Linked DNA regions of Mus musculus: region 2 is linked to region 1. Evidence: chromatin loops called from intact Hi-C (ENCODE). Cell type or tissue: left cerebral cortex. All regions are shown on one strand. Each heading gives the region's core, and the rest is flanking DNA. Links, peaks and the distances in the headings are about the cores only.

Evidence for each region. A loop is a pair of places that touch in the nucleus more often than their neighbours do. Peaks named below come from ENCODE experiments on the same cell type or tissue, not always from the same donor. Only the 100,000 strongest peaks of a DNase experiment are listed, where the experiment ranks them.
Region 2: a loop joins it to region 1, with 2.4 times the contacts of the local background. A loop is called at or near these places in 3 of 42 quality-filtered maps.

The regions. Positions count from the first base shown.
Region 1 is chr3:117,113,625-117,129,900 of GRCm38, forward strand. No RefSeq gene overlaps it. Among named protein-coding and RNA genes, the nearest start is that of 1700061I17Rik, 44 kb to the left of the region's middle. In left cerebral cortex, for the core only: CTCF peaks have their summits at 4,396 (motif pointing right) and 6,960 (motif pointing right); DNase peaks (open chromatin) are centred at 4,412, 6,954, 7,476 and 8,774.
Region 2 is chr3:117,671,714-117,687,989 of GRCm38, forward strand. It overlaps Plppr5 (phospholipid phosphatase related 5), which reads left to right. Exons shown (of 6, transcript NM_029425.3): 5 at 187-306; 6 at 14,903-16,276. The coding sequence ends at 14,935. Among named protein-coding and RNA genes, the nearest start is that of Plppr5, 100 kb to the left of the region's middle. In left cerebral cortex, for the core only: no CTCF peak of the experiment used is centred there; a DNase peak (open chromatin) is centred at 7,684.

The sequences.
Region 1 (16,276 bases), core at 3,159-11,158:
AGTTTTATTCCAGACATACCTAAGGTTGTACCTTGTACTGTAGCTGAACTTGGTCATGTGTAAGTCACCCAGGTGGTACTGATTTTGAAGGCATGAAGGGATCATGGAGAGCAACCGAGGCTTGGCTTTGTGAGAGGCCAGGAAAAGCCATTGGTGAAGGGGCAGCCTCAGTTGCAGTTTATGGCCCATGACTAAAGGGGTCTTGTAAAGGAATTGAGGAGACCTGAAGAGAGCTTATGAGAGGCTATTGGTGAAGTCTAGTTGCAGGGGTAGACAGTATATTGGAGATGCCAGTACTATAGGATGATCACAAAGAACAGCAGCAGCAGTGGAATGAAGTCAACTAGAGCCTAGAGTGCTACAGAGGGCAGAGCTAGAGATATGAACCAAGCCCTTTGGAGGAGCCCAGAAGATCATGTGTGGATTCCAGACACTGGAACAAGAAGCTGTGTCTTTGAAGTTTCCTTGAAATCCCAAGATGTTTGAGATGCCAGGGCCATGGAAAATCTGCTGAGGAAAGCTGCTAACAGGGAGTGGAACCATCCCAGGAGAAAGACATTTGTTGCAGTCAACAAAGATGAAAAAGGAGTTAGAGATCTGAAGATTGCTTTGACATCAGACATGGAGATGCAGAGTTTGGAGTTTGCCCAGAGGGTTTCCTCTCTTGCTTTGGGGATTACAGTTAAGTGATTGGATGGATCTCAGAAGAGACTTCGAACTTTGGACTTTAAACTTCGTTGAGACTGCTATAGACTATGGGGACTTTTGAAGTTGGACTAAATACATTTTTTATTGTGCTATGGCTAGGTATGACCCTATAGACTCATGTGTTTGACAGGCCTATGGGTTCCAGGGAGTGGAATGTGATGGTTTGAATATGCTTGGCCCAGGGAGTGGCACTATTAGGAGGTGTGGCCTTGTTGGAGTGGGTGTGTCACTGTGAGCATCAGCTTTTATATCCCTGTCCTAGCTGCCTGGAAGCCTGGAAGTCTTCTAGAGGACTTCAAATGAAGATGCTACTACTTCACCCCTTGGTTTTTTTTTTTCTTTTTCTTTTTCTTTCTTTCTTTTTTTTTTTGTTGTTGTTTTCTTTCTTTTTTTATTAGATATTTTCTTTATTGACATTTCAAATGTTATCCCCTTTCCCGGATTCCCCTCGGAAAACCCCTTATCCCCTCCCTCTCCCCCTGCTTACCAACCCACCCTCTCCCACTTCCCAGTGGGTCATCCAAGACAGAAGTTGTGGCAACAGCTCATTTGTAAACATGTATGGTTTCTGAGTTAGCAAGCAGAACCTTGGTGATGTTTGCTTTTTTATAAAGCAGGATAAATGGGTTGGTCATGATACATCTCAAAGCCATTTCTACAGCTGAAGAGAAATATCTTTAAGATCTAGAAAAAGAGTACAAAGTGAGCCATGTTCATTCACCTCAGTCCCTACTTTAGAAAGCAACAGTGGCTGTATCCCGAATTCCTTGTTTCTATAAAAGCTTTTCATATAAAACCCCTATACCTTACAGGGTTTGGATCTCCATGTTTATTGAGCGGGAACCTACAGGAGTGTCCTGAGCAGGTTAGGTTTGTTTGTTTGTTTTTGTCAACTTGTTACAAATTGGAGTCTCCTAGAAAGAGGGGACCTCCATTGAGGAATTGCCCTCAGAAGATTAGTCAGGTTACAGATCTGTGGGGGAATTTTCTTGATTAGCAACTAGTGTCAGATGGTCCAGCCCATAGTGGGCAGTCCCACGCCTTTCTCTACATTGTATATTTTAAAAAAGCAACCTGGGTAGTTCCATGAAGATTAGCACGTACAAAAAATGTCTCCTTAAATAACGACAAATGTGAAATGATATTTAAAAACAAAACAAAAAGCAGGCAAGCTGACCACATCATAGAAAGCCAGAGGCTCTGCCAGAACCTGAGGCAGATGTTCACAGCTAACCTTTGGACTGAGCACAGGGTCCCCAGTGGAGGAGTTGGAGAAGGGACTGTAGGAGCTGAGGGGGTTTGCAGTTCCTTGGGGGGAGCAATAGTGTCAATCGACCAGACACTCCGGAGCTCCTGGGGACTGGACCAAAGGGTACACATGGAGGGACCCATGGCTCCAGCCCCATACGTAGCCTTGTTGGACATCAGTGGGAGGAGAGGCCCTTAATCCCGTGGGGGTTCGATGCCCTAGTGTAGGGGAATGCTAAAGTGGGAAGGTGGGGGTGGGTGGATGGTTGGGGGGACACCCTCATAGAGAGAGGGGGAGGGGGTGGGATGGGGGGTTTCCAGAGGGTAAAGGTAGAAAGGGGATAACATTTGAAATGTAAATAAAGAAAATATCCAATAAAAGAAAAAAATTTAAAAAAAAAGAAGAAAGAAAGAAAGAAAAGACAGACAATCAGTATGTAGCTTTCCTTGTTTTCTGCTCCAGTTCCTGCCTCCATTTTTCTCCCCTGGCTTTTCAGGATGGCGGACTATAACCTGTAAGGCCAACTAATTCTTTCCTCCTCGTTTGCTTTTGATCATGGTATTTATCCTAGTAAGAAAGAAGCAAACGAAGACACCTTATTTTGTAAAAGAGATCTCTAAGTTAAACAATTGTTTAAAACCCTATAACCTATAGTCTTTAAGGATTCATTATGCAGAACTTAAGAACAATGCAGTGTTCTAAAAGTGTTATCACAGGGACACTTTAAGATTACATGTTGGAGGGTCTCATGTGATGTAATAAGAACTTGGAAGAGAAGTGGAAAGTTTCTGTTCCTTTTCTAGGTGGCTAAAGTAGCATTGTGAAATGCAGGAAATCACAGAAAACCTGTACTAGCCTAATACAGTGAGTGATAGCCACCCCCGCATCAATCCCACTCCACCATCAGCCCCCAATGTTAAATAACCATGACGTTCAGCCTTCAATGAGGATCAAATGCTTTTTACCAGTGACTCAACATAACATGACCTGATTCTCCATATCAAATGTTTGCATTTTCATGTTGATGACAATTGTTTGCAGCTTGATGAAAGAATTGCTAGGTGGGACAAAATATCTGAATAATTTGTTTTCCTTATTGTATGATCGAGGCTTGGCTATAATCATAATTAATGTAGTTTGGCCACCTAACAGATGCATCGGTGGCCATTCAAACCTTTGCATGGCAAGAGACACAATACTTTGTGCATTTAGTTGATCTTTCCTTATACTTGTCTCTCTCTTAATTGATCCTTAGAAGGGAACATAAAACACTTAAATGATATTTCTATGAATTCACAACTAGCCTCTTCCAGGAGAATGGGAGTATAGTTATTGACTCATCGTCTTGGCCCTTCATCTATACAATATTGGTTTGGTTCTACACCTGAAGAACTTTTGACTAGTGTTGTTCACTCTCAGGGCCAATAATTATCTTCTCTTAGGGATGCAGGATGAATGCTGGCCAGTTCGATGTCCTTGGTTTTTCAGCGTGGGTCGCAGACCTTATGTTCTAGGAAACATTGGCTTAGCGTATGTTTAACCTCAGCTCACTGCACACGAAAACTGACAGTCTAACAAGAGATTTTGAGCTAATATTCATTTGATTGGCATGACTTTGGGCTTTTGCTTCAGTTCTTCTCATTAAAGTGAGTGGGGCAATGACATGACAGAATTTTAGACAAAATTTCCATGCTACGTAGTAATTTTGTGGCAGTAGTAGATCACTGTGCTTAGAGATGTTGGAACCATCACCAGGAGTGACCAAATCACCCCGTGTTTACTGAGATGTTTTGTTATTTCTGGGATGTTACAGAAAGGAACAAAACAAATTCCAGAATGCACAGCGAGGTCCATCATCAACCCTAGAGTAAAGACTATTTCTGTTACTTTGTTTGAGTTCTTAGGGTAAAAATCTACTTTTTGATGAACTGTTTTCTACTCCTAAGAATATTCCAAATGAAAACTTATAAAGTATAAATATACTAGACTTATAATTGCTACTTGATGCTAATTTTCTCTAGAGTTTAAAATGTATAAAATTGGTAATTATATGCCTGGGTATTTAATTAATTAAAAACCTGATTACCGAGTCTTACTTATTTTGAAAAACAGGAATTTATTTCAAGTGTTTGAATATATTGGTACATACATAGTTCTTCTCAGGATGTTGTTAGGATATTCTAGACAAAATAATAATGCTACTTGTCTGAAAAAAAATCTTATTTTTAATGTGGGAGTAGTAATCACGAATGTGATTATAAGAAGAAACAAAGTAATTAGAATCAACTTGCTTTGAACAAAACTTCCTATAATCCCAACTGACAGATGTTTTTAAATTATAAGTAATGGGCCAAGTATTTTTAAAGATTTATTTATTTTTATTTTACATGTTTGAGTGTTTTTCTTGTATGTAAGGGCACTGTGTGAGGGCCTGGTGCTTGCAGAGGCCAGAAGAGGGTGCTAGATCTCCTGGAACTGTCATTGTGAATGACAGTTATAAGCCATTCTCTTCCCTCTATATACATTAGTGTCCAAGTCAGTTCTCAAACTGTGATTGTACTTGAAGACAGAATCTATATAGTATATTGTACTTGGAGACAGATCTTCGTGGAGATAAATAAGTTACAATGGGTATCTTCCTGTCTCTGTCTCCTGAGTGCTGAGATTAAAGGTAAGTGCCACCACCACCCAGCTCTAAAATTAGGATGTTAAAAAAAGTACTAATCATATTTGACGGAAGAATTCCTAAGAGAGTATGATAGAGACAGACATACAGAAGAGTGATCCCAGGAAAATGTGGAGAAGATGACAGCCTACCAGGCAGGGTAAGCCTGAGAAGACACCAACCTTACCAATACATGGACCCCAGAGTTATAGCCTCTGGGACTATGAGAAAATGCATTTCTGCAGTGTAAGCTATGTAGCCTGTCATAGCTTGTCATAGTACAACCATGGCTAGTTGAAACATTCACAACCATCACTATAGAAACTCAAAGACCAATCCTGTCTCTTCCGAGAGACTCTACGCATCCCAGACGCTGGTAATTGAAACTTCCCGCTCGTCAGTTTCGTTGTCATCTTGTGTTAAACTTTCCTCCTCGTCAGGTAGACAGAAGGGGGAGGGGGTGTTAGAGTGGGCACTGAATGATGGGCTTCTGATCATATGAACTCTGAATCTCTTCCTCCTGCCAGACCACTGCCGAGTAAGGGGCAGACACAGGACTGTGCAGTCACACATGTGCACCTGCGTGGATAAGGTGTGGGAGGCACCCAGGGCAGTCACACATGTGCACCTGCATGTATAAGGTGTGGGAGGTACCCAAGGCAGTCACACATGTGCACCTGCATGTATAAGGTGTGGGAGGCACCCAGGGCAGTCACACATGTGCACCTGCATGTATAAGGTGTGGGAGGCACCCAGGGCAGTCACACATGTGCACCTGCATGTATAAGGTGTGGGAGGCACCCAGGGCAGTCACACATGTGCACCTGCATGTATAAGGTGTGGGAGGCACCCAGGGCAGTCACACATGTGCACCTGCATGTATAAGGTGTGGGAGGCACCCAGGGCAGTCACACATGTGCACCTGCATGTATAAGGTGTGGGAGGCACCCAGGGCAGTCACACATGTGCACCTGCATGTATAAGGTGTGGGAGGCACCCAGGTATTGAACAAGTGTCAGAGTGCAGTGTGGTTAATAGCTTTTGGGACTAGATGAAACCTGACAGCTTCACAGTTCTGTTTGACCTTGAATGCTGTTCAGCTTCTCAGGCCTAGTGACAGACTCTACCTTCTTAGCATGTTCACAAGGACTGATGAGTTAGATCATTTGTCGGTTATGTAGTACTAGGGGGAGGGCTGAATCTACACTTTATAGCATCCTTGTGCAAGTTAGTGAAACAACACAACAGATTTGGTGGTTTTGGAGTTGCTTGTTTTGGAAATACGGTCTCACTCTGCAGCCCAGGGTTGGTCTTGAAAAGGCAGTCATCCTGATTGAAGTAATAAATGTAGTGCTGGGAAGTTGAGCAGGCATTAAACACATGTCTTGTTGTTCTAAGAATCTCGATAAGTGTTATGGCTATGCTCTCAAACAAGAGATTCAAGGTGCATGAACTGTATAGCTCTGGCAGGTCGGCCAGCTTCAAGGCTCCCAAACCCTCAGAGGGCAGAGAGGTCAGAGTACAATGTAGAGCTTCCAACTGCCGACCTTTGCCCATTCTACATCAGATGTTGCCTCACTTTGCCATAGAGATGAAACACGCTTCTGTCTTGCTCTTACCTCCCATACAGGGAAAACCAGGCTTCATACACCCTGGGGCATGAAGACTAGCAGAAGAAACCGGATGTCAGCAAGGCATTGGCAAAGGATCTATTATCATTGTTACACATGCGAAGGTGTTTCATTTTTCATAAGGTTGTGGTTGTAAGCCTTCGCAAGCAAATGACTAAGGAACGAATCTCTACTGGCTCCTTCCTGACTCTTCTGAATGTCTTCCCTGTGACCTCAGACAGCGGTCGTGAACTTGGAGGTCATCACCCCCTGGGGGGGGGTTGCATATCAGATATCCTGCTTGCTAGCATTAGGAAGGTTGAAAATCCGCTGCCTTGGAGCCTGCGTCTCCTTCTCAGCTCTTCTGTCCTGACTAAGTCCAGCATCTCCTCATCAACAGCAGAGAATGTGCATGACGCTCCCTCTACTCCCTGCATTCAGGGTTGCCCTGCCTCCAGCAGCCTTTCCACACCATGGCTGTCTGGCTTTGAATTTGTCTTTTGTTAGCACAATTTGGTCACTGAGTTAATTTTTATTCAAATCTCAGTGGCCCTAACACATCACACTGGTGTAATAGGGAATATACTGACAAGGCTGGAGATTTTTAAGTCACGTACACCGAATCCACACACATTGCAGCCCTCTCTTCAAGGGAATGCAGGATTCCAATGAGTCTGAGAATAACTGCAGAGGAAAAGCCTGAACTTCTCAAAAGAAACCAGATGGTGGCAGCATAGAATGCACAAGGAAGGCCAGGACCAACGGCAGCTTCCAAACATGAAACTACTAATTAGTGATGAGAACACCATCAGGAAAACCGGTTAAGAACATGCAGTTTAGTTCCAGAAATACCTGCTTTTGGCCTTGTTTCCATCCTCACTGGCGGCATGAACTTGGGCAAGCCGATTAATTTCTTTAAGCCTCATTTCCTCATCTACACAATGAGGATGACCATAATTACAGGAGTGTTTTGGGATTATGGGAGAAAATGTCTGTGATATGCTTAGTCTATGCCTAGGAAACAAGCAGTTCAGGGACAGGCAGGCAGACAGACAGATAGAGATATATATGATGAGTAGTTTTATGTCAATTTGACACAAGCTAACGTCATCTGAGAGGAGGCAACCTCAATTAAGAAAATGTCTCCATAAAATCAGGCTATAGGCAAGCCAGTAGGGCGTTTTCTTAATGAATTATTGATGGCAGAGGGTGCAGCCCATTATGAGTGGGGTGATTCATGGCCAGGTGTTCCTGGATTCTACAAGAAAGCAAGCCAGTAAGCCGCACTCCTTCACAACCTCTGCATCAGCTCCAGCCTCCAGCTTCCTGCCCCATTTTCCTGTCTTGGCATCCTTTGATGATGAACAGTGGTGTGGAAGTATAATCCCTCTCCGACTTGATTTTTGTCATGGTGTTTCATCACAGCATTAGTAGTCCTTTCCAAGACAGACAGATAGACAGACAGACAGACAGGTTTTTATTTTTACTTGAAACATTGTCTCCCCCGAACCTGGTGCTTTCTAACTGAGTTAGATTGACCGACCAGAAAATCTATTTCCACTTATCCACTGTTGTAATTACAAGCATATCCTGCTGCACTTGGCTTTTAAAGATTGTATTTTAAATTTTATTTTTAGTGTGTGTGTGTGTGTGTGTGTGTGTGTGTGTGTGTGTGTGCGCGCGTGTGCGTGCGCACATGCAGGCTTTCTGGCTTTCTGTGTATGGGCCTATGAGTGCTGATATCTACAGGGGCCAAAAGGTGGCACCAGATCCCTTGGAACTAGGGTTAGGGATGATTATTGCAAGCCACTTGATATGGGCGCTGGGAACCTAACTTGGGCCGTCTGCCAAAGCAGTAGGTGCTCCTAACTGCTGAATCGTTTCTGTCCCACCACTTCGTGACTTTTTGCAGTGTTCATGCTGAGGGTCAAAGTCACATCTTCATGATTGTGCAGTAAGCACTTTATTGACTGAGCCATTTACCCAGCCCTGAGCATTGCATTTTTCAGGAATAGTTGCTTAAACATTCCCTAAACTGAGCATGGATACCTAGGGCAAAGGAGGCTCATTGTCTAGAGAACTTAGAAATACTTCTAAATGCTAACTGAATTCAGTCTTCACTTCTCAATCACCATGCGCTGGCAATGCTAAACATTAAAAGTGATAAAATATTTTTCCTTATAGTAACTTGGTTCCTTTAAAAACTTGAGGATTTCATTATCAGCCAAGCATTTTAGATGGATGCTTCTGGCTCTTTGCATTGAATCCCTCCTTCCAGGCTGATTGCACAGATTGCTCAATGGAGGTACATTATACACTCCTGCCTTCCATGACTTATCTTTTTTTTTTTTTTTTTTTTTAACCACACAGTTCCTATGACCTCAAATACCTTATAACCTTCTTTTCCAATTACCTACATCTTACTTTTCTTTTCAGGGACCAGTGTTTAAAAAAAAAGCTCCATTTTCTGGGGAGCTTTCACCATCTGCTGATTTCACAGAGAGATCTCCCTTGTGAATGTAGCTATTTTGGCCTCTGGCATCTGCTGTCTTGAGTGAAGCATATTGCCTCTTTTTCCCTATATGAAGGAGGAGCTCATTCACAGAGTTGGGGTTTATTTCCATAATCTAGAGAAGCTTTAGGTTTCAGTATCATCTGTACGATTGGTGCTCGCATGTGCTTAAATTTTAAGATACTCTGTTCCACCGAGTGAGTATGTGTGACTGCTGGGTGGATGCTTTCTATTTTGAACTGGGTCACACATGCATACATACTCTATTAATTTAAGTTATATTGTTAATATTATACACTTTAAATAGTAGATATAATGTATCATTAACATTAGGTTTTTTATAAAAGTTTTTGTGTATGTTGTGTATGTATGTGGTCTGTATATGTGCATACATGTGTTTGTAGGTGCTTACATATGTGTTCATGCAGGATCCAAATTGAGGTTGGATATCTTTCCTTGACTGCTTGACACATTTGTGCCTGAGACTGTATCTCACTAAACGTGAACTCATCCATTTGGTTAGGTTGGCTGGCCAATGAGCTTCAGGGATCTCCTTGTCTCCTCCCCACTGTCTCTCCAAGACTGGAGTTCTAGACATATATCACGCAGTCCAGCATGTTTTATATGGACTCAGGGAATCCAAGCTCAGGGTTTCATGCTTATGGAGAAGACATTTTACTGATGGATCCATCTCCCTAGATAGAATATTAGGTATTTTTTTTAAAAAAGAAGAAATAAAATTTCTTTGTAAGGTAAGACACAAGTGATTGTAGCTTCTTTCTCGGGTTCTAGATTAGTGTGCAAAGTCTCATTTAAATTCTAGATATTTCACAGAAGCTATTTCTAGTGAAATCTGGATTGCTATCTATCTATCTATCTATCTATCTATCTATCTATCCATCCATCTATCTTAACCTAGTGCATATAATGGCTGCTTTTTTCATGGCAAAACATCAACTGTGAAGAATACAAGGTATTTTAATTCATTTGTTAGGCTTGGGTTTACGTCTTACCTAGCTACTATAATAGAGTATTCTTGGCATCTGAGCATTAAAGCACATCCACCCGAAGGCCTCTTTTCTGTGCACTTGCTTCTGTGTTCCTAGGAAGGTACCATGCACACTGCCAAGAGAGGGAAGTGGTTAATATTCCTACAAACATTATGAACTACAGTGACCAGTAAGGCATGATACCATAAAGTTCATAAGTGGTACTCACATGTGGTAAACTACAGTTATCTAATTGGACTTAGGGTCTACCCAAAAGAGCAAAATGGCAGCTGGTGCTAGAAACTTAGCTAAATTCCTGGGAAAACTAGAGTCATGAGTTTTGGAAAAGAATCTACTTCTGCCACTTTGCTACGCCAGCATAATCTCTACCTATATTCTAAATCTTATCGTTATACCCATAGATAAGTATTGCTACTACCCTTATTAAAGAAACTTTTTTTTTTAATGGCAAATAAAGATCAGCACAGAAAACCACCACTGGACACAGTGTAGTGATCAATAGATTGTTGGGATCCTACTCTCAGTGGATGCACATATATCACAGCTTCTTTGTGGTTCAGGGGACATCATGGAAGAAGGGGCAGGAAACTGTAAGGGTCAGAATATCAAGATGTCTGCTATGAAACAGTCTCTCATAGAAATGGCTACACAAACAAAACCTGATCAACAGCAATGGCAGTAAATGCATTAGTGTAGAAGTAGAGAAAAATCTCATGGGGTTCTATTCTGTTCTGGCTGGTTTTATGTCAACTTGATACAAGCTAGAATCATCTGGAAAAAGGGACTCTCAACTGAAAAGATGCTTCCATAAGATTTTCCTATAGTCAAGTCTGTAGTACATTTTCTTAGTTAGTGATTGGTTTGAGAATTCTCAGCCCATTGTGGGCCATTCACCTCTGGGATGATGGTCCTAGGTGATATAAGAGAGGAGGCTGAGCAAGTCATGGAGAGTAAGCCAGTGAGTAGCTCTCTTTCATGGCCTCTGTACCAGTTATTACCTCCACATTCCTCCTTGAGTTCCCTTTTTGATTAGTATGGATGATGGATTTATAATCTGAGAGTTTAAAAAATGTTCCCTCCCTCCAGTTGTTGATCATGGTGTTTGATCACAGGAATAGAAATTCTGACTAAGACACACTGGTGGTTTGAATATGCTTGGCCCAGAGAGTGGCACTATTTGGAGGTGTGGTCTTGTTGGAGAAAGTATGTCACTAAGGGTGTGGGCTTTAAGACCCTTGTGCTAGCTGCCTAGAGACCAGTCTTCTTCTGTATGCTTTTGGATGAAGATGTAGAACTCTCAGCTCCTCCAGCCCCACATTTGCCTGGATGCTGTCATCTTCCTGCCTTGATGATAATGTACTGCATCTCTGAACCTATAAGCCAGCCCCAATTAAATGTTGTCCTTTATAAGAGTTGCCCTGGTCAAGGTATCTTGTCATAGCAGTAAAACCCTAGCTAAGACACACACTAAGACCAAGAACCGCAGGCTTCTAATGACTGCTGAGAAAGGCAATATAAACAGACTCAGAGGGTTGTATTTATGTATTTATTCAGATGTACACATGCATTTATGCAAATATACATGCATATTTATGTATGTAACAATAGTAAAGAAAAAGAACTGCTATCAGTCTGAGCGCAGGGGCTGGAGGGTGGGGACTTGGGGGGAACTGTAGGGAGGACAGGGAAGGAGAAAAGTGATGCAATTTCTTTTAATTCAAATGTATAAAAATTAACAAAATACATTTAAAACAAAGAAAAGACAGGAAAGAGGGAAGAAATCAAAGGACCATATCTTTCTTCTGGTTTCTAAAGATTATACCGTTTTCTCTGGATATTAAGGAAATATGCAAATAATAATTTTTAAAAATCACTCTGTGTTCTCATATTCTATGAAATAGCCACTATGTTATTCAAATTCTTTGTAAAATTCCTTGCCATACCCTATTATCAAGGGCACAGACTACAAGTACGGGGACCTCCAGAATTCTGTGATCTCACTGGGTAGAACTATAGAATTTCATTTCATTTATTTATTCAAGTTTGGAGAGAGAGAGATGCAATATTATGATGAAGTCTTAGATGTGTAAGCTAAAATAAACATTTTGTTCCTCAATTTTCTTTTTGTCAGAATGCTTTATCACAGCAACAGAAAACAAACTAGGAAAGAAGGAAAAGTACAAATATTGATAAATCCTGTTTTGGCACCCTCCCTAATCCATATGATTCAGAATGTATTTTATGATGAATAGCTTTTATAAGAACGTGGCCTGGTAAGTTTTGTGTCAACTTGACACAAACTAAAATACAATGAGAAGAGGAGCATCAACTGAGAAAAATCTCTATCAGTTTGCTTGCATGAAAGTCTGTATGTGTATTTTCTTGATTCCTAACTGAATGAGGAGGATCAAGTTTCCTGGGGGGCAGTATCTCAAGGTACTTATGAAAGTTAGTGTGAATTGTCAACTTGGCAGAATACATTTCCTAGCCCTGCATACAACTAGGCATAGTGGTGAATACTGGACTTTTAATATCACACAGAGAGGCAAAAGGATCAAGAGTTCAAGGCGAGTCTTATGTACACAATGAGAGTTCAAGGCTAGTCTGTACTACGTGAGTCCTGTGTCTCAAAAAAAAATCTATTAAAAAAGTAAGTAAAAGTGACCTGTTAGTTTTTGTTAAATTTTAGTATCCTTATTTCTGGAGTTTTCTTCTTGTTTTCAGCAATTTCCTTCAGAGCCAGGAGAGGAGGGACTGTTTTTCAGAACTGGAAGTATGAAGATACTAAAACTTTGAAGCTGTAACAAGAAAGGTAACACTAGTCTCTCCAACTTATGCTAAACATAAATGAAGCCGAGTTGCTGGACTAAATCGCTAGTAGGAGCTTTGTGCTTTGAATGCTCGCTAATGACTCAGAAGCACATAACACAACAGGTCAGCTATCCGTCACATGGAAGTTGTTTCCCTTCTCGAAGTCAGTTTAGTGCAAATGATCCTAGTTACCTCCTCTGTGTGCAAAAGCCTCAGGGTCTCGGTGAGAGCTCTCTTATGATGGTTAGAGAAAATCTGTAGGGAGAGAATCTCGAGCTGTTCCCTGCGGAGGTCACAAAGGATGGGAAGGAACTCCGGATGGAAGCAGATGCCTTCTGAAAGCAGAGGGAGAGACTATAGAGGACATGGATGGAAGTGGGAATGACTTCCACAGGACAACCGCATCCATGGGTACCAAGCAGTCATACAAAAGGACAGCAATTGCCTAACATATTTGAGAACTATGACCAGCCACTTTTGATCTTATAAAAATTTCTGTGAAGAATAAGTATATTGACCTTGTGAGAGTGAGGTTTGAGAGTGTCTCTCTTACTCGCTCTCCCGCTAACTGGCTGAGTTCCTTGGTTACTTAGAAATCCATGAGATACAGGTGAAGTCAAAGAAGTCCTTTATAGTGGAAAATAATCCATAAATCTACAGTGAATAAATAATACTTTTTCATAAACATGAGATATAAGAAATTCATAAGGGCTCAAGAAGCTGGACACTGGAAATTCAAATAACCCCATTAAAAATGGGGTACAGAGCTAAACAAAGAATTCTCAACTGAGGAATACCTAAGGGCTGAGAAGCACTTGAAAAAATGTTCAACATCCTTAATCATCAGGGAAATGCAAATCAAAACAACTCTGAGATTCCACCTCACACCAGTCAGAATGGCTAAGATCAAAAGTTCAGGTGACAGCAGATTCTGGTGAGGATATAGAGAAAGAGGAACACTGCTCCATTGCTGGTGGGATTGCAAGCTTGTACATCCACTCTGGAAATCACTATGGTGGTTCCTCAGAAAATTGGACATAGTACTGCCGTAAGATCCCCCAATACCTCTCCTGGGCATATACCCAGAAGATGTTCCAACTGGTTGAGGTATGACACATCCTCCACTATGTTCATAGCAGCCTTATTTATAATAGCCAGAAGCTGGAAAGAACCCAGATGTCCCTCAACAGAGGAATGGATACAGAAAATGTGGTACACTTACACAATGGAGTACTACTCAACTATTAAAAACAATGAATTTATTAAATTCTTAGGCAAATGGATGTATCTGGAGGATATTATCCTGAGTGAGGTAACCCAATCACAAAAGAAGTCACTTGATATGTACCCACTGATAAGTGGGTATTAGCCCAGAAACACAGAACACCCAAGATCCAATTTGCAAAATACAAGAAAATCAAGAAGAAGGAAGACCAATGGGTGGATACTTCATTCCTCCTTAGAATAGGGAACAAAATACCCATGGAAGGAGTTACAGAGAAAGTTTGGAGCTGAGACGAAAGGATGGACCATCCAAAGACTGCCCCACCTGGGGATCCATCCCATAATCAGCCACCAAATGCAGACACTATTGCATATGCCAGGAAGATTTTGCTGACAGGACCCTGATATAGCTGTCTCTTGTGAGGCTATGCCAGTGCCTGGCAAATACAGAAGTGGATGCTCACAGTCATAGGATGGCACACAGGGCCCCTAATGGAGAGCTAGAGAAAGTATCCAAGGAGCTAAAGGGGTCTGGAACCCTATAGGAGGATCAACAATATGAACTAACCAGTATCCCCCAGAGCTAGTGTCTCTAGCTGTATATGTAGCAGAGGATGGCCTAGTTGGCTATCAATGGAAGGTGAGGCCCTTGGTCTTCTGAAAATTATATACCCCAGTACAGGCAAATGCCAGGGCCAGGAAGCAGAAGTGGGTGGGTTGGGGAGCAGGGTGGGAGAAGGGTATAGGGGATTTTCAGAAAGGAAACTAGGAAAGGGGATAACATTTGAAATGTAAATGAAAATATCTAATAAAAAAATTGAAAAAATAAGAAATTCACAACTGGGTTAGGGAGATGGCTCAGTCAATGGAGTGTAAGCGAGCGAGCCTGAGTTTAGATCTCTGCATCCACATGTACAGTCATGTCATCCCAGCACTGTGCAGGGGGAGGTAGATAGATCCCTAGCACATACTCATCACTCAGTATGGCTGAAGTGGAGACACCAGGTCATGTGGGATATCCTACTTCAAAAACTAAAATGGAGTGGTATTGAGAAGGTGTTTGAAACCCACCCCTAGCCTTTATACACATATGCCTATACACCTTCATGCACACATGAACTCACATGTACCCCTACATGGCACATTTCATGTACATTTCTTGATAGAAAAAGTTAAATGTTGTCTCTACAAATCAATACTAACTAGCTGCTGAATACAAGCCCGGGGCACAGTTCTACAGATGTTCCTGGAAGAGGAGGCAGAGGGGCTCCACCCTTCCAGATACTCCAGCTTTCCCCGTCACACAATGATGTCCAGTAGTACTCATTTTTACAGGGAGAGGCTTGTTTTTTCTTTCCTTGCGAATTTTGGATTTTCGAGAGCAATTCTAGCCTCTGTTTGTAGTTATCCTCACAGTTCACTGCTCTCCCTGGACCCATGGGACACTTTCCAAAGTGCTTCTGTCTATTTTGGATCTTCTGCACAGTGAAGCAAATCACCAGAGTCAAGAGACAATCTATAGAATGGGGAAAAAGTATTTTCAAACTGTGTGTTTGACAAGGGTTTGATATCCAGAAGAGATAAGGAAACCCCAAAACTCAATTTCAGAACCCTTTAAATGGTCTGATTAAAAACTGGGCAGCAGAGTTAAATAGACATTTTCTAAGGCATACAAATATTTTGCAGGTACATGAAAACATTTTTTAAACCACTAATCATCATATAAATGTGGATCAAAATCCCAAGGCAACATCACTTACTCTAGTAAGAATGGCTGGTATCAGAGAGACTCAACTCAGTAAATACTGGGCAGGATGAAGACATAAGAGAACAGTTGTTCACTGCTGGGAAGAATATAATTTAATACAGAATTATGGAAAACAATGTGGAAAACTGGAACGACCACATGAGTTAGCAATCCTATCTTTGGGTGTATATCTATTGGAAATGAAATCAGAATTCTACAGAGATACTGTGCTAGTATATTTATCTAGACACTATTCATAGTGCTCTAAACTGGAAACAACCAAAATCTCCATCCACTGATAAACAGAAAAAGAGAATCTAGTACCCTCACAAAAGATGGATATTCTCTCACTTGTGACAACTAGAAGATCATTATTGCCAGTTTAGCACAGAAACTAAGTACCGCATCTGTCACTGAGATGCGGGGGCATAAAGTACTGGTCTCATAGATGTAAGAGAAGAATGATGGTAACCAGAAAGTAGAAATAGTGGGGTGGAAAGACGGTGTTAGGTAGGGGGGTGACCAATAGGTATTAAGTTTCAGCTAGAGAAGAAAGTAGTTCTGCTGTGCTTCTGATGAGGCGGTGAGTGACCTGGGATATTAGACAAGCTTGGTGGAAGGATTTTAGAAAGGTTTTAATCATAAAGGGGTGACAAATGTTTGGAAAGACAGAGGCGTTTAACCTGATTTAAACATTACACATGCATTGCAATAATATATTACTTCAGTTATATATAATG
Region 2 (16,276 bases), core at 4,614-12,613, 560 kb after region 1:
AACTAATCTGCATTAGAATAGCTATTCTAATTTATTCATGGTAAGTCTGCGTGTAAAGTTTTATTCATGTAACATTTTGGTAATTTTGAAACTTGGTTGCTATAGGAAATTTATGAAGCTCCTCAAAAGGGTGTTAGTTGTAGAATATATAATTTACCTAACGGAAACTCTTTCCTGAAATTTTAGGTTGTATGCGTGGTAAACAATTTTAAAGGAAGACAACCAGAAAATGGGCATATACACAGGGACAATGTGGCCCGGATGCCAATGACCAACATTCCTCGAGTAGAAAGCCCTTTGGAAAAGGTAACATCTCTGCAGGTGATTCATAACTTCAAAATTTCATCACCTAGGCTAAATTCAACAGTTATCTCTGTTTGTGTATTCCGAGAGTGACCAGTTATTTACTTATTTATGCTTACTTAATCTCAGAATTTAAGGTGTCAGGTAGCAAGAATTTACTACTGGAAAGAGCATCTTATAAAATGACTATCTCATTTAAAGTACCCACAGATATCACCCATGCTGGAAGCTTGGTAACTGTGCATAGAAGTCATCCAGCACTTGGCTAGAGTGTCTAAGGAATAGTATTCCCTGGCCTCATGCACAGGTGAAATGAGAAGGTACACTTATTTGCAAATGCGTGAATTTTTTCACTAAGTCGATTCCTCCCATGCTCTCCATCAATGAGAAAGTACCTCATACATTGTCACCACACAGTTAGGACACATGTGCCATGCAGGGAGCCTTATTGCTCCAAGATCAGGCAGCCTGTGTCAGCTGTACTTTCTTATTGGAAGGGAGACTGTGGGTCAGGCTGGGCTGAGTTTGTCCACAGACAATGTTTTAGAGGAGAGGTCCAGGCCTCAGTGGGTGTCACAGCGGGCAAGAAGTCAAGTACTTTACAAAGATTGTTCTTGCAACTTCTGTGTTTTCATAGGCTATTACTGCATTTTCTGTATTCAAAATTCCTATGTTCATGTTAGGCTACTTCCTTTTAAAATAACTTTCACGATATTAGGCTATGTGAGCTAGAATTTTCCACTAGAACCCACAAAAAGACAGAGACAAGTGTTTGTGAACTTCTATTAATTTTGTTTTTTATATCAAGTCCAAGAAATTTGTGTCTCCTTAGTTAGGCTGGGATAAAGCAGATGAAGGGCTTCCGTGCTTGCTGGAATATACAGAGATGGATACAGCATTCTCTCAGTTCTTTTCATTTCCATTCCCAGTCAAAATGCTTTCTGCACTGGACATGGCCTGTGTCCCTGACCACATCATGGAAGGATCACAGCAGCAATGCTAAGAATATACTAGGGGCAGATTTCATCCTTCCCTTAGACTCCGCACTGCTGAAGGCCGTGTTCCCATGCTTCTCAGCTAGAACTAGAGGGCAGTAACATAAAGGGAACTTCAAGAGCTTTCTACTCATGAGTGTGTGTGTGTGTTGTGTGTCTGTGTGTCTGTGTGTGTGTGTGTGTGTGTGTGTGTGTGAGAGAGAGAGAGAGAGAGAGAGAGAGAGAGAGAGAGGCAGGGGGAAGGCAGGGGGGACTGTGTGGAATAAATACATTGCTTTTGTTATGGTTCACATTGCAAAAATAAAGGAGGGGAGCACGCAAAGTTCCCCTACTCCTTTGATTGGGATAACCATTAATTTAAAAATGGCATTTGTTCCTTCACAGTGGTGTTCTGATGAGTGAAGAGTAACGTTTTGTCAACATTTGATGGGCAGACAGGGCTGAGAGCTTTAGTATCATGCCATGCTGTTTTTTTTTCCATGTCTGTGTGTTTCTTCTGAAAGTTATGTAAACTGGTAAACCTCTTATGTTCAAAGCACACATTCGATGAACTATGACCTTCAGTATAATGATAAACACAGGTACACTTCATTTCTATGCAAGTGACTTTTCCTTTATTATGGGGAGTTCATCACTGACAAATATCATAATTTATGAGGAAAAGTCATGGGTTCTGAATAAGAATATCTGAATATCCATTCCCTTTTATGAAATGAATGGCTCATCTGTAGTAAGCATCTCATTGGAATCCAATGACCACTAAATCGTGAAGAGCTAATAATTTTATTCATCTGTTTATCACATTAGTCAGAATGAGTCTAAGTCCCTAGCCACAGAGGATTGTTAAAACTATGGTGAATGTTCTCATGACAGAATCCATACCACAGTATGCCTCTCTGCTCATGGATCTATGAACAGTCAGGCTGGAAATTTTGGAAATTTTGGAAATTTTTGACCTTAGTCAATTCACTCAATCTCAGTGACTAGTGTATTAAATCATTTCATCTTGCTGTAACAAATATTTGACAGAAAAGAACTTAAAGGGGCAAGAGATTATTTTGGCCACAGTTCAAAGATGAAAGCCACAATGGCAAGGAAGAAATAGTTTGTAGGAGTGTGAGGTGCCTTTTCACACTGCTTCTACAATCAAGAAGTAGAGAGAGAGGAAAGCGGATCTTCAACTAACTTTTACCCCCTTTCCTTTATAATTAGTCCAGGACCAGTTTGTGTGATGATGGCATCCACTGTCTCGGTGGGTTATTCTTTCTCAGTCAACTCTAGGGAAGTACCATCCTATGATAGTATTCTCCCAGAGAAGTATTTCACCTCTAGTATGTAGAAAGGAGTGTGTGGGTAGCAGAGTGAGTGAGTATGAGAGAGAGAGAGAGAGAGAGAGAGAGAGAGACAGAGACAGAGACAGAGACAGAGACAGAGACACAGAGACACAGAGAGAGAGACAGAGACAGAGACCAACAGAAACAGAGAGAGACAGAGAGAGAGAGAAACAGAGACAGAGAAATTGACAGAGACAGAGAGAACTAACAGCAGTGCTCAAACCTTAAGATAAACTGAGCCAGAGAAACAAGATTTTATGTCCACTCCCCAGGCTTGCTTTATTATCTTCCTTTTCTGCCTCCACATTTTTCCCCACCCCTTTCTTTCTGTCTCTACTCCCTCTCTGTCTTTCTCTCTTCGTTTTTCCTCTCTTCCTCTCTATTATCAAATACTATGCTGTTCATGAGTACATGCACAACTCAATATAGTTCCAATTTTAAAGTATTTCATTTTGTTAAGCTCTTTTAAAAGGTCTGGTCTCATTACACTGTCGATATGATATGATCGGACTAACTAAAATTCCTTAGGGGGGTGCATCCAGTTTAATTTACACCCCTGTGCTATTTCCTTGTGATTTCCACAATCCTTTTGAAAGACCTCTGTTTATTTTCTTCTGCCAAATTAAACACTGAAATCTTGTTTGTAGCTCCCATGTGTTCAGGTCCACCTGCAGCCACCTGAAGTCCCCTCAGTACAGTGGCTCTGGCTCTTGCATATGCAGGTGTCTTTCCTTTCTTAGAATTCCTACCATCTCACTCCCAGAGAGTCAGCTCCCTTCAGGTGTCACGTCCTGTCCCCCAAACTCATTCTCTTAGCTTCCTCCTTTGAGGTTCATTTCCAGAAGAATTGGCAGTGTTGGTGGCTCTGGGATGTTTCCAGAAACTTAAAAGACACTATTAATTTCCCTTAGGAATCCAAGAATCAAGGATCTGTGTTTTCTTCTAGGAAAATACTGATGCAACCAATTATAGTTCTACCACCCTTTATCTTCTATGTTAGAAATAATAGGGAAGGTCTTGACTCCATAATAGTTGATTATCAGAGTGAAAATTACAGCAAAATGTCAAAATGTTAGGAATTCTGCTAGATGCAGCATAAACAAATCCACATTGATGGATTCCCCACCCCAAATTTGGTTAATGATGTCATGACAGGCGAAGGGGCTCTGAATAAAACTGAATAAGTATCCCCAAACTGAGTGGGTAACTGTTTTATGTCAAAACAATAAATATAAATAAACAAACAGTTGGCAGGATGGCTCTCCCAGAGAACCCAGGTGTGGTTCTCAGCTCCTGCTCAGCAGTGTACAGCTTCCTGAATATCCAGTTTCACAAGATCTGATACATACAGTCTTTTGGATTCTTTGGGTATCCAGTATGCCCATGATATGCATACATGAAAACAAAACACTCCAACGCATAACTAAAACCAATTATATCTTTTAAAATGGCTAAGCATATCAAAAGCAACAGGAACAGTTGCCTTCAAGGACTGTGCCAGCTTTATGGAGTAGAAGTTAACTTGCACAGTACCATGATCTGTGGTGGGTCAGCAAACATGAGACAAAACTATATAGAAATAAAATTATCTTGCTGAAGATGCTCACATGAGTTTCCGCACACATTCCATTCAAATGAGGACAGAGAATGGGCTCTTCTCTCTCCTTCATGCAGACAGTGAAGATCCAATAGTTACTAAGGGAAATGTTTAGACCATTCACAAAGCCTTTTCACACCGTTTAGGGAATTTAATTGAGCTAAATCTAGATTGCTTCAAGCAGGAATAATCAGGAGAAGAACTTAGATCTCTTAAACTGACTTTGGGACAAATATGAGACAATGTAAACCTTTTATTGGGTGAGGGAAGACAGGGAGAGGGCTGAGATGATACCATTGGCAAAGTGCTTGCTTCACTAGTTTGGGTCCCTGGCATGCACATAAAAGGCAGGTAATATCATCTGTGTCTATAGCGCCAGAGCTGTAGAGGCAGAAACAGGCAGCCATTTTCACCTCTTGAGGAACCTTTCCTCTTGAGGAGCAACCCTGTCTAAAAATAAGGTGGAATGAAATTGAAGAAATCACCCAGGGTCACTTTTGGCCTGTGCACATTCAATCAAATGTTCATGCACCCCCACATACAAATGAATACATCTAAACAAATACTGCTCTCTCTCTCTTTCTCTCTCTTCTCTCTCTCTCTCTCTCTCTCTCTCTCTCTCTCTCTCTCACACACACACACACACACACACACACACACACATACCACACACACACACACACACACACACACACACACACACACACATTTATTGTCTGTGGCATCTCCTTTCCACAATACCAGAAATTAAAGAGAACTCGTGGGATGGAAGCTAAACTATAATCTGTGTGATTAGAACCAGTGAGAGAACACAGGTGACGGCATGGTGGGACTTCAACCAACATTGGATGTCAGAAAGGAAGAAGTCCATGCAGAGGAAAGCAAAAACAAGTAGACTGAGATAGACTAAAAAGAGCACTGGAGAGATAACTCAGGAGTCAAGTGGGAATACTGCTCCTAGGTCAGGCCCAAGTTCTAGTTCCAATACTGGTGTTAGACTTATGATTGCTTAACACAGCTCTAGGGGAATCTTACACTTCTGTCTTTGGCAGGTACCTGCATTCAAGTGCATAAACTCACACATGGATACACACACATGCACACAATTAAAATTAAAACTATTTTGCTTTTTTAGATTAAAAATAAAAGGGCAATACAAAGAAACTGACAAGAGAAAAGGTACGAGGTAGAGAAGACAATCGCCAAAGCCTATCTTCTAGGACAGGGCGGCCATCAGAGCAGTGATGGTATTATCTAATTTTCTTTATACCTTAGGATATAGTGTAAAAATAAATGTTCTCTTCCAAATAAATATATGAATATTTAATATGGGAGAGTAAAACAGATACAAGGTCAAATTGAAATATTCACTAGAACTTCTTAGAGATTCATGAAAATTAACAGTACTGACAAAAAGTAAACAATTACAGTTTGTAACAACTTTAACAACAAGGAAAGTAACAGTTAACAGATGTTGTGGTAGGTGACAGTGTCAATCTCAACCACTAAGTACTTCTTCAGGCAGACTATCTTTTCTGCTTCATTTAATTTGCACTCTCTACTGGCTTGTGAATAGAACTGATAGAGACTTCATTGGTCAGAAATTTCCTGGGCCTTGAGAATTTCTGTCCACTTTGTTGGACTATGCCTTTTCCTGGTAGGAGTCTATGGCAGCCTACACTCCAGGACAGGAAAACATGGGAAGTGGATCAGCTCCACAGAACCTAGCCATCAGTGTATAGAATGAGAAATAGGCTTCGGGAACCACAGGGTTTTGGAGATTGTCAGAGTATGCCTTGTGAAGTCACATGCATTCCCACACAGAAAAGATAGGAGCCTGCTATATTAGGCATGGTTCTCTAGAGCCATACATACATACATACATACATACATACATACATACATACACACATACAGCACACTCTCTTTTAGTAGTGTGTGTGTTTGCCTGTGAAGAGAGCTAGTTTTTAACAGTTCCTTTGTACTTCAAACTCAGGATCTCTTATGTGTGTGGTGGGATTTATTTTCTTTCTTTCTTTCTTTCTTTCTTTCTTTCTTTCTTTCTTTCTTTCTCTCTCTCTCTCTCTCTCTCTCTCTCTCTGTATCTCTCTCTGTCTCTCTCTCTCTTTCTTTCTTTTTCCCAAGGCAAACATGATCATACACTGCCATGCTCTCTAGTAAAAATTCTTTTGAAGTTTCAGGATGTTGTAACCCTCCATCTACTTAAGATTCTGTTGCTTTTCTATAAAGCAAATCTTTATTTCATGGAACTGCTGGATGGTATATAATGTTCTATAAAACCACAAAAGACAACCTTAGTAGTGATTAGACATTGCAGTAGTTAATGGGCATAAATTGATACATACGTTAGGCACTTAAGGCTAATTTTGAGTATATATGGAAAGTAATTAAAATAAATCAAAATGTACATGTCATTCTCATGTGTTTTATTTTGCTTTAAAACAAAATTTAAAATGGAAACAATTAAAATGTGACATGTATGTACTTCTAAGCTATTTTTGTTTATTTGCTTTGATTTTCATTTTTAAAAAACTTTTAAGCATGTTTTAATTTTTCTGTTTTTTATTTGAGATAGAGATAGATAGATAGTTATATATATACATAGATTGTAGAAAGTAACATAGATACATAGATGATAGATAAACACATACATATATACATAGATGATAGATAGATACCTAGATGATAGATAGATAGATGATAGGTAGATAGATAGTTACATAGATACCTAGATGCATAGATGATTAGATGATTACATATATATATATGTGTGTGTGTGTGTGTGTATACAGATAGATACCTAGATGCATAATTATATATATACATACACACACACACACACACACACACACACACACACACACACATATATATATATATATATATATATATATATATATATATATATATATACATATGATAGACACATACATACATAGATACATAGATGACAGATAGATACCTAAATACCTAGATACCTAGATGATAGATAGATAGATAGATAGATAGATAGATAGATAGATAGATGAAATTAGGTAGATGGGGAGTTAGGAAGGATCTAGAAGGAGTTTGGGGAGGGAAAAACATAACCAAAATGTTCTTATGAAGAAAGCTTTAAACAAACAAAAAATATTTGCTGCAGTCATTAACGGCTTTTAGACTGACTATGCACTAGACATACCAGCATCTGTTGTCATGGTTTCACATTATTGTTTTTGCTATTTAGGTCTTCACATTCAGGGTGATTTTTCCACACTATATCTATGGACTTTATTAAATAAAGAATGACAAGCAGACTTTTTTTTTCAATTTCCCAGGGGCCTTTAGTAAGAGCTTCTTTCTGAGAATTACTTTTGAATGGCATCGTGGGTGATGAATATAGCTTAAGCGGATATGATTCACTCAGCCGTTAGTTAAGGGAGAATACACAGTGGTGGGCGAACAATCTCTCCTCAGCAGCACACGCATTCATACACAGGCAAGGTGTTCAAAGCTGTCAACCACTCCCTTCGGTGTGGCATGTCTAAGAATGGTGAAAACTTTCTGTGGAGAAAGTACTCCACAAAAATACTCTAGAGTAGAGAAAAATAGCTACAACTAGGGGAATAGACAGTAAGCCAAGCCAAGCACATCGTCTTGGAACTGACTCTCCCACCCCCTCCCGCACACACTTTTTAAATTTATTGTTTTAGGTAAAGATGGAGTCAGAAAGCAAAAGTCAGCAATTGGGATATCTTGTTTCTTGTTTAAAAAAATAAAATGCAGGGCTGAGGTTACAGCTTAGTAGTTGAATGCCTACTGTGTTTGAGACCCTGAGATGGATACCTGATCTGAAAAATAAATACATACATAAATAAAATGAAAATATGGGAGGAGAGAAGAGGGAAAGTGGGAGAAGAGATAGAAGATAGACAAAAGGAGGAAGGAAGTATTCAGATAAACAAAACAAAATAGACAGGAAATAAACATATCCAATTGTAGTGATAACTTGAAATTCTCTCTCTGTCTCTGTCTCTGTCTGTGTGTATGTGTGTGTTATAGATGTGGGGTGTATATAAGCATCTGTGTGTTTATGTATACATACGAATGGGAATGAACATGTATGAATTTGAGTAGTAAAGCCAAAGGTTTATACCTGGTGTCTCCCTCTATTGTTCTCTAAGTTGTTTTTTGACATGTTTTATCACTGAACCTGAATGACATCCGGCAATAGACATACCTACTATGCCCAGATTTTTTTTAAATATAGAAAAGAGTTTATTCAGGGCATGGGGAGTGGAGTTAAGACGGTAGTAGAGGCAGAGAAAGACAGAGAGAGGGAGAGAGGGAGAAAGAAGAGAAGTAGAGGCCGGCCATGAATATGTGGAGAGAGGGGAAGGGAATGGGGAACGGAGTGGGGAAGGGAAGAGACCAAGAGAGCAAGAGACAAGAGAGGTATGCCCAGATTTTTACCTGGTTACTTAGAATTCAACCTCAGGTCCTCATATGTGTATGACACGTAATTTTCTTGCTGATCTATTGCCACAAGCACCTTGAAACATTTTTTTAAAGCAGATTTCAAGGCCCTGTGAGAAAGTTATGTGTGGTGCCACATTCTTGTAACATTAGCGCTTTGAAGGCTGAGGTTAGAAAACCACAGTGCCTAGATAGAGACTATGAGGCTAGCCGAGGCTCCATAATAAGAGCCTGTTTCACAAAATAAAACCAAAACCTTTGCGATTGTGTACATGGATTTCTCTACAAGTAGGCTTATACCAAATGATTTGGTTTGCTCACATCTGTTACCATAGATACAGTTATAAATCAATAAAACAAACATATCATCAAACTCAACAGTAAAAGCTAAGCTTCCATGAAAGTTAAACAGATGTCTCAAGCTAGGTGGGAACTTCACACTTAAAATGGCATTTTAGTTTCTGTAAGAAAACATTGGAATACAGCCTATTGCCATCATATAATGAAGGAGTAACATGACCAGGATCAGAAAACTGGTCATAGTAAAAATGGTATTTTTCATTTTGAGGGTAATATATTCTACATGTGTCACTTCAGAGATCAAATTCAAGATCACTCTCTTATACAATAATATGAAAGTATGTAGAGAAATTATCATCTGTATGAATTATGTGAGCCTCTTCTACAGTATAAAAGACTCTTTGTCCCACAGTTATTAACAACACTAAAGCAAACATAGCTATGTGTCCTTGTATGGTGAAGTACTGATTTAAGTTCATAGGAATGGAAATGCTGAATGGGGAATGAATGCTCTAGGTTTAATTCATGCATCCATGTCCTCTTTGACAGTGGAAAATATTGTTCTTCAGACTCTTCATCAGCTCATTAGACACAAACAAAAAGGTAGCTTATTTTAAATGTGTTATTAGAATATTTTCCAGTATGTTTATTTTATAATTTTCTTGCGGAGTCAAAACAATTGGATATTGAAATAATGATTCCATATCTGAAAACCCAAATTCTAAACATTAGTACCTTGCTTTGGACAGCTCATGGTTGTCCTATTTTTTCAAAAAAATAATAAATTCAGGTGTAATAAATAATTTATATCCAGTAAAATTGATGTTGTGTGTGTGTGCAGGTATATATCCACATGTGTATGTGGGAGCCAGAAACCAACCTTGGGTATCTTTCTTAAATATCATCTACCTTGTTTTTAAGACCTGATCCCTGAACACCATGGAATTGACAGTGAGTTAGGCTGGCTTGCCTGTGAGCCCCAGGTGCTCTGCTGTCTCTGATTGTCCAGCACTAGGGTTACACCTGTGCACCACCATACCTGGTAGTTTTGAAGTGGGTTCTGCAGATGGAACGTGGGTCTTCAATTTTGTAGAGCAAGCACTCTACATATGAAGGTATCTCCCTAGTCCCTAAAATTTCCTAATCTTATGGGTTCTAACAAAAGTAGGATTTCATGTAATAATCAACAATAGTAAGCTATGGAATTTTCAATCTACCCAGAACAGCTGCCATTTTACAATCAGCCCACCTCTAACATTCACCCCTGATAACCACTAATCTGCCATCTGTGCCTGTATTTCTTTCTGCCTTTCCCAGGGTGTCATAAATGGACTGACATTGTATGTAAATGTTTTAGTCTGCCTCCTTTTTAGGGGTCAATGGGCTTTCTACCCAAATTGGTGAGAGGTGCTCTGTTGGGTAACTGTACCTCAGCTTCTTTTCCCATTGGCTGGCTGGAGGATATTTGGGTTGAATGTCATTGAAGGAAATCATGAATGCAGCTGATATGAATATTAATGTACAGGATTTTGTATGAATAAACATTTTTTATTCATTCATAAATTACAGACACACACACACACCTGGAAAAGGAAAGTGGGCCATCTGGATTTTTACTGACTTGTGCAGTTTTATGGAAACTGGCAAGCTTCTTGGTGTTCATCAGCAACTGGTTATAAAGGAATTTATTATACACCTGTTCCTTTACCTATGTCCTCTAACTCTTTTTGGTTGGGGAATTGCTCTGTGCTTCTATAGCCAATCCAACATTTTTAAAGGTTAAAATGGAATCAAACAAACAAGGTTACAGTTAGTTAGGTTAACTTAATGTGAAAGAAACATAAGAATAACTTATAGGTAAGTTTCAGTTACTAGGAATATCAACATGATTCTATTAGGGTTGTAATAAATGAAACTTGAATAAATACCAAGTCAAAGCCTGTAGTAGACTTCCCAATCATGTGAGATTACAATATGGTGATGAGTGAGATTGTTTTGAAAGCAAACAAAGGGGGCAGTGCCAAGAGCTGTGGTAGATGAGGACATTCAGGGGACACACATATTTACTTTGTAGCATCTCCTAAGAAAAGGTAGAAAGAGTCATTTGCCAATAGGTAAAGTTAAGTGGGTGGGGATAAGAGGCTTGGGGAGGGTAAGCATCAACTGAGGAGGCCAGATGAGTGAGGAAAATAGAACCTAAAACTGGGGTGGGTGTCAGAATTTGCAGTCAAGAAATGTCCACGTGGTCAAACTTTGCAGTCAGACAGACAAGGGAAACGAAGAGCCTTTTAGTTGCTCAAAAAAGGAATGGAAAGAAGACTCCGAATCAATACAAAACTGTGCACTACAACAAAGCTAGTGTCGATAAACTGTCCTCCTGCCCAATGAAGCTCATTTCTCAGTTTTATTCTCTTGCATTTCCACTTTGTATAAACAAAATTATTGCTTACTTTGAATTTTACAGCAAAGTTCCTGGGCCCAAGTCTGAATTTCTCTAACAATGTCTTTCTTCATCAGTAAAACATGATCTCTTTTTACTAAATGATCTTACTCCTTTCACAAACCATTAGGAGGAAGATTTCACATGACATATTAGTGGGACTCACAGAACACATTCTCCTTTTAGGGCGAATTCTACTTTTATTGCTTGTCGTTTTTGGATGTTTTGTTTCTTCTGGAAGAGTCTCTGTAACACCAGGCTGCTCTTCTGTAACAACATCTGCCCTTGAACTCTGAATCCTATCCTTTGGTTGGGCTTATAGGCCTGGGCCATTACATCAGCCATTTTCTGTTCTCTCTCCTGTCCATGCTCCCTGCCTCAAAGCAGACAATGAATAAAATAAGGATGCAAATAGGAGAATGAAGTATGACAATGTTCATGATTGTGACATCTGATCTTAACTTCCCCTGGCAAAATGGAGGCAGCATTCTTGTAACTATGGACTGGCTGGTGGATTTGACACTAGCTCTACAACTTTTTATTCAAAATCCTTAGTGGCAGATGTTTTTCAGGATCTAATATATTTTGTATCTTTGAAATCAATGTATCCTGTGGCACAGGCACCAATATAAGAAGGAGACTTTGTAATAAAAAAGTGTTGCTTATGGAGCAGAACACAGCACAAATTGCCTTGGGTCATTAAATGAATCTGTATCCTTCTTGTAAGAAACTATGGGGTTTTGAAGTTAGTTTGCCTATTATAGTTGCATGTTTTCTGAACTTTTGATGAAAGAACAAACGATGAATTTTATTTATAAACTATAGACTATTTTAAATTATTTTTCTTTCCTTCTCATCTTTGATTCTCTAAAATGTTTAATTTTAGCTTGTTCCTTTTAATTTTATCAACCAAAAACAAATAGTAGATAAACCCAAATAGATTGTCGAAATGGGGCCAAGAAATATTGTGCATGTATAATTTAACATTAGTAAAACTCCATTCATAAGTATATCTGCACTTTATAGGTGAGAAAGCTAGGGGTTTTGATGGTCTAACTGCTTGGCAATCTTGTATTGTGATGGAGCCCACATTTAATCACTTTATATTCAACCCACTTGCCTGCAGAGTCTACTGTGCCAGTCAGTTTCCTCACCTAGACAATAGATCAGAGCACAGGCATTCCATTTTATGTTTAAAAACTTAAGCTGATTTTAAACCTTCTTATTAAGTTATAGGATCATTTTTGCCATCTTGAAAAAAAGGAATTTTACTCACTTCTGTCTGATAAATGACCTCACTCATTTATAAATTAGTTTGAAGAAAATCTTCACATGACAATTTATTGAGGGCCATGGAACATACTATCCATTTAGGATGCTTTTAAAACCTTATTTAAACATGGTGTGTGATCTAACAATGAAACAACCTAGAACTCTGAAGCAACAGATACATTCACTGAAGCAAAGAAGTTAAATTTAAATCTTATGTAAAACACATTTCGTAGGTCTTCCAAACCCAATATATTGAAGATGATCAAGAAGAAAATTCCCAGGGGAGATCCTTTAAAGACTGCCTTGCCAGGCTCTTCGGCTGGATAATGGGGATTAGCCACTGTGAACACCTCCAATTAAGGCAATAAACGTATGTGCGCATTAGCGCACTGGTGTTGGAGCTGTACTGCAAAACTGGAGTAAATACAGAGCACTGTGTCCTTCTGTGCAGGTCCCCAGCACAACTGCAGAAGGACTGCACCTCACGTGGTAGCTTGTCAGCTGCTGTTATTCTTAGTTCCATTTTCCCCCTCATTGGGAATGCAGTATTCCTTAATGAAATAGCCTTTCAGTAAGTACTAAAAATTAAGTTCTAAAAGACTTTGCAAGTCTTTTGATTCTGAATACTTTTCAGGATTACTTTTGCATCTTCCTGTTTTTGTTTTTTTAAAAAAAAAGAACTTGCTGAATGGCAGATCTTGACAAACAGCAAGCCATCGCCAAATTCTGGTGTCATAAAAATGAGGTTTGGCTTACATGTCATTCTGATTATGTTACATGGTTCTATTTATATGGTATAATCTGTATATAGAGAAAAATAAGGAGTAAAATGGAGATTTTCACGTAGAATTTGGAGCATTAAATTTGGACTTAATTGGACTGGAGAAATGACTCTGGTTATGAGCAGTTGCTGCTCAAAAGACCATCTAAGCTCAGTTTTTAACACCTGTATCTGGCCGCTCAGACATGTAGAATATCGAAACTGGTCTTAAATTTTCTAAATTTCAGCATCTGAAGTGATTTTTAAGACACAAAGTGACTGTTTTACCAGGAGACACCTGCACTCAAGGACAAGCCTCAGTATTTTGCCTGCTGCTGTGCTGTGGACTAGAAAGAATACTTGCTAATGGACACTTGGCAAGTTCTATTCTTCAACTACTTGGGCTTAATCTCTATTCTACACTCATGTCTAACTCTCAGTCTGTGTAACTCTGAACAGGCAGTGTGATGACCTTTTTGTGATGTTGCTGTGAGACGATGGTGTTGACCTTCATGCTCTATCTTAACGCAAACCCATGTGTGTCCGAGTTAATCATACAGCGTCAAAATTTTACTATGCTGCCTTAGTGTCTGTGACATAGTGTAATACAGGTCTGAGTCTATTTCAATTTTAGCCATTCTGAAGGTTTACTTCTCTATAATTTCTGGCTTTTTAAAAGAAAAGAAGGAGCCTGGCGTGATGGCGCACGCCTTTAATCCCAGCACTCGGGAGGCAGAGGCAGGCAGATTTCTGAGTTTGAGGCCAGCCGGTTCTACAAAGTGAATTCCAGGACAATCAGGGCTATACAGAGAAACCCTGTCTCAAAAAAAAAAAAAAAAAAAAAGAAAGAAACAAAAAAGAAAAAGAAAAAAAAGAGAAAAGAAGCAAAAGGGATGAGACTATAAAGAATTCTGAGGAGCAGAATCAAAACAACAACAAAACCCAGCTTGTAGCGTGGAGTCTGAATTCATACCTCAAAAATGAAGTATTGAAGTAGATCTCTGTCAACTACCAAATGCTATTTCAGTCCGTGCATGGGCCCAACTCACTCCACACCATCTGCTTCTCAGGGAGCAATTAGTCTGAAACTACAGCATGCACATTGAAATTCTGTTAACAGTGAACAGAATATTAATGTGTCTGCCATGGCCATTTTTATCTACCAAAATTTTAGTGTTAATTCTGAGTAAAACAGGTATAACATTTTAATCTATTCCGTTAATTAAAAATACTGAATAAAAGATATAATTAGCTTAAAATTATGTAACAGAACAGAGAAGTGAGTTTAACAACACTGTGTTGTAGCAACAAACATGTGGGGAACGGTTCTATATTAAGTTAATAGTTACTTGTGAAAAATGCTAAATACTTTGTTAAATCAGTTGACCTAGGACTCTGACTTTGGAATCCCCTTTTCTTTTACAGAACCACGTCACTGCCTTTGCGGAAGTCACATGATGTTGAAGCAGACGGTTTTTCCCTGCACTGGACATCATCCCTATTTACCATACATTCATAACAGAGTTTATTTGATTACACAGGAAATTTATAAAGATGTAGGACACTTTTTATAATTTTAAAACTTGACAGCACCCTCTCTGCCCCGCCCTCCCACGAGACTGTGAGCTCCTCAAGAGCAGGACCATGGCTTCCTCTTCTGCATCCCCGCCACCCACGACAAAGCCCAGCACAAAGTGTGGGTGTTCAGTGAAAACACGATGATAAAACGAACAAGTCAACTCTTAAATAAAATGGTTGCTTTAGTTTCTCAAAAAGAATCTCTGTGACTATGTGGAAAGAAACCCCCACATGGGTTATATTTGTATAAAAGAAACCCTCTATTTTGGGCTAGTTAAGTCTTTTTAATTTTTCATATATCTATTCAGCAGTATAGCATATTTAATTTGAAGTGAATTTTGAAAGTTCTGGGGACTTTTTATTATGCAGCATGACATTATTTCCATTTTAACAGATTTCAGTGTGTGGAATCACTTTACTTTTAGAAAGTATGTCCTATACTAAATTGTTTGCTCATTATATTATGCTATATTTCACTTAAAACACCATTCATACTACATATTCTAAGACTGGTGCTTCTGCTTTTAAAGGGGAAAATGCCAATTTTTACTGTCACTGAGTAATGTATCATAATTAAAATTATTTATTTGGACTTTTTCTTTGACAGTTGTGGTTTAATGGTTGTGCTGCAATTTTTTTTAATGCAGGCAATATTTAGAATACATTAAGGTAAATCCAGCCATGATACCTTGTTATTGAGTAGCCTTCCATCATTAACAGTGTCTCAAAATGGCTATGGTCCATTATTAAATTTTCTAATTGGTCCAGAACTCAAATAATTTAAATGAGAAAGAACCACACCTTAAAATACTATCATGAAAATACTAGAAATATGATTAATGTATTTTTGTAATTGTCTAATACTTTAATTAAACGTATTTATAGTTATCATTTAATCCTTATGGCAATCCTGTATAAATATTGAAAGATGACTTTATTTACATATGATAAAAATAAAGCCAAGACTGATAACATGCCCAGTCCATACCACTAGTCAAGGGAAGAGTTAAATCTAAATTCAGATTTACCCTGAAACTCTTATTTTTCTCAAATATGCCACAGTTGCCTCAACATTCATGACACTGAGGCCATTAAGAGGCCATTAGGGTTCTGAGAAACTACCTATCTTTAAGAAAAAAAAATGAAGAAATGCTAAAGTTAGGAACAGAAGGTCTGCAGTATTTTAAAAGCTTACTTACATGGAGGAACATAAAACATCTC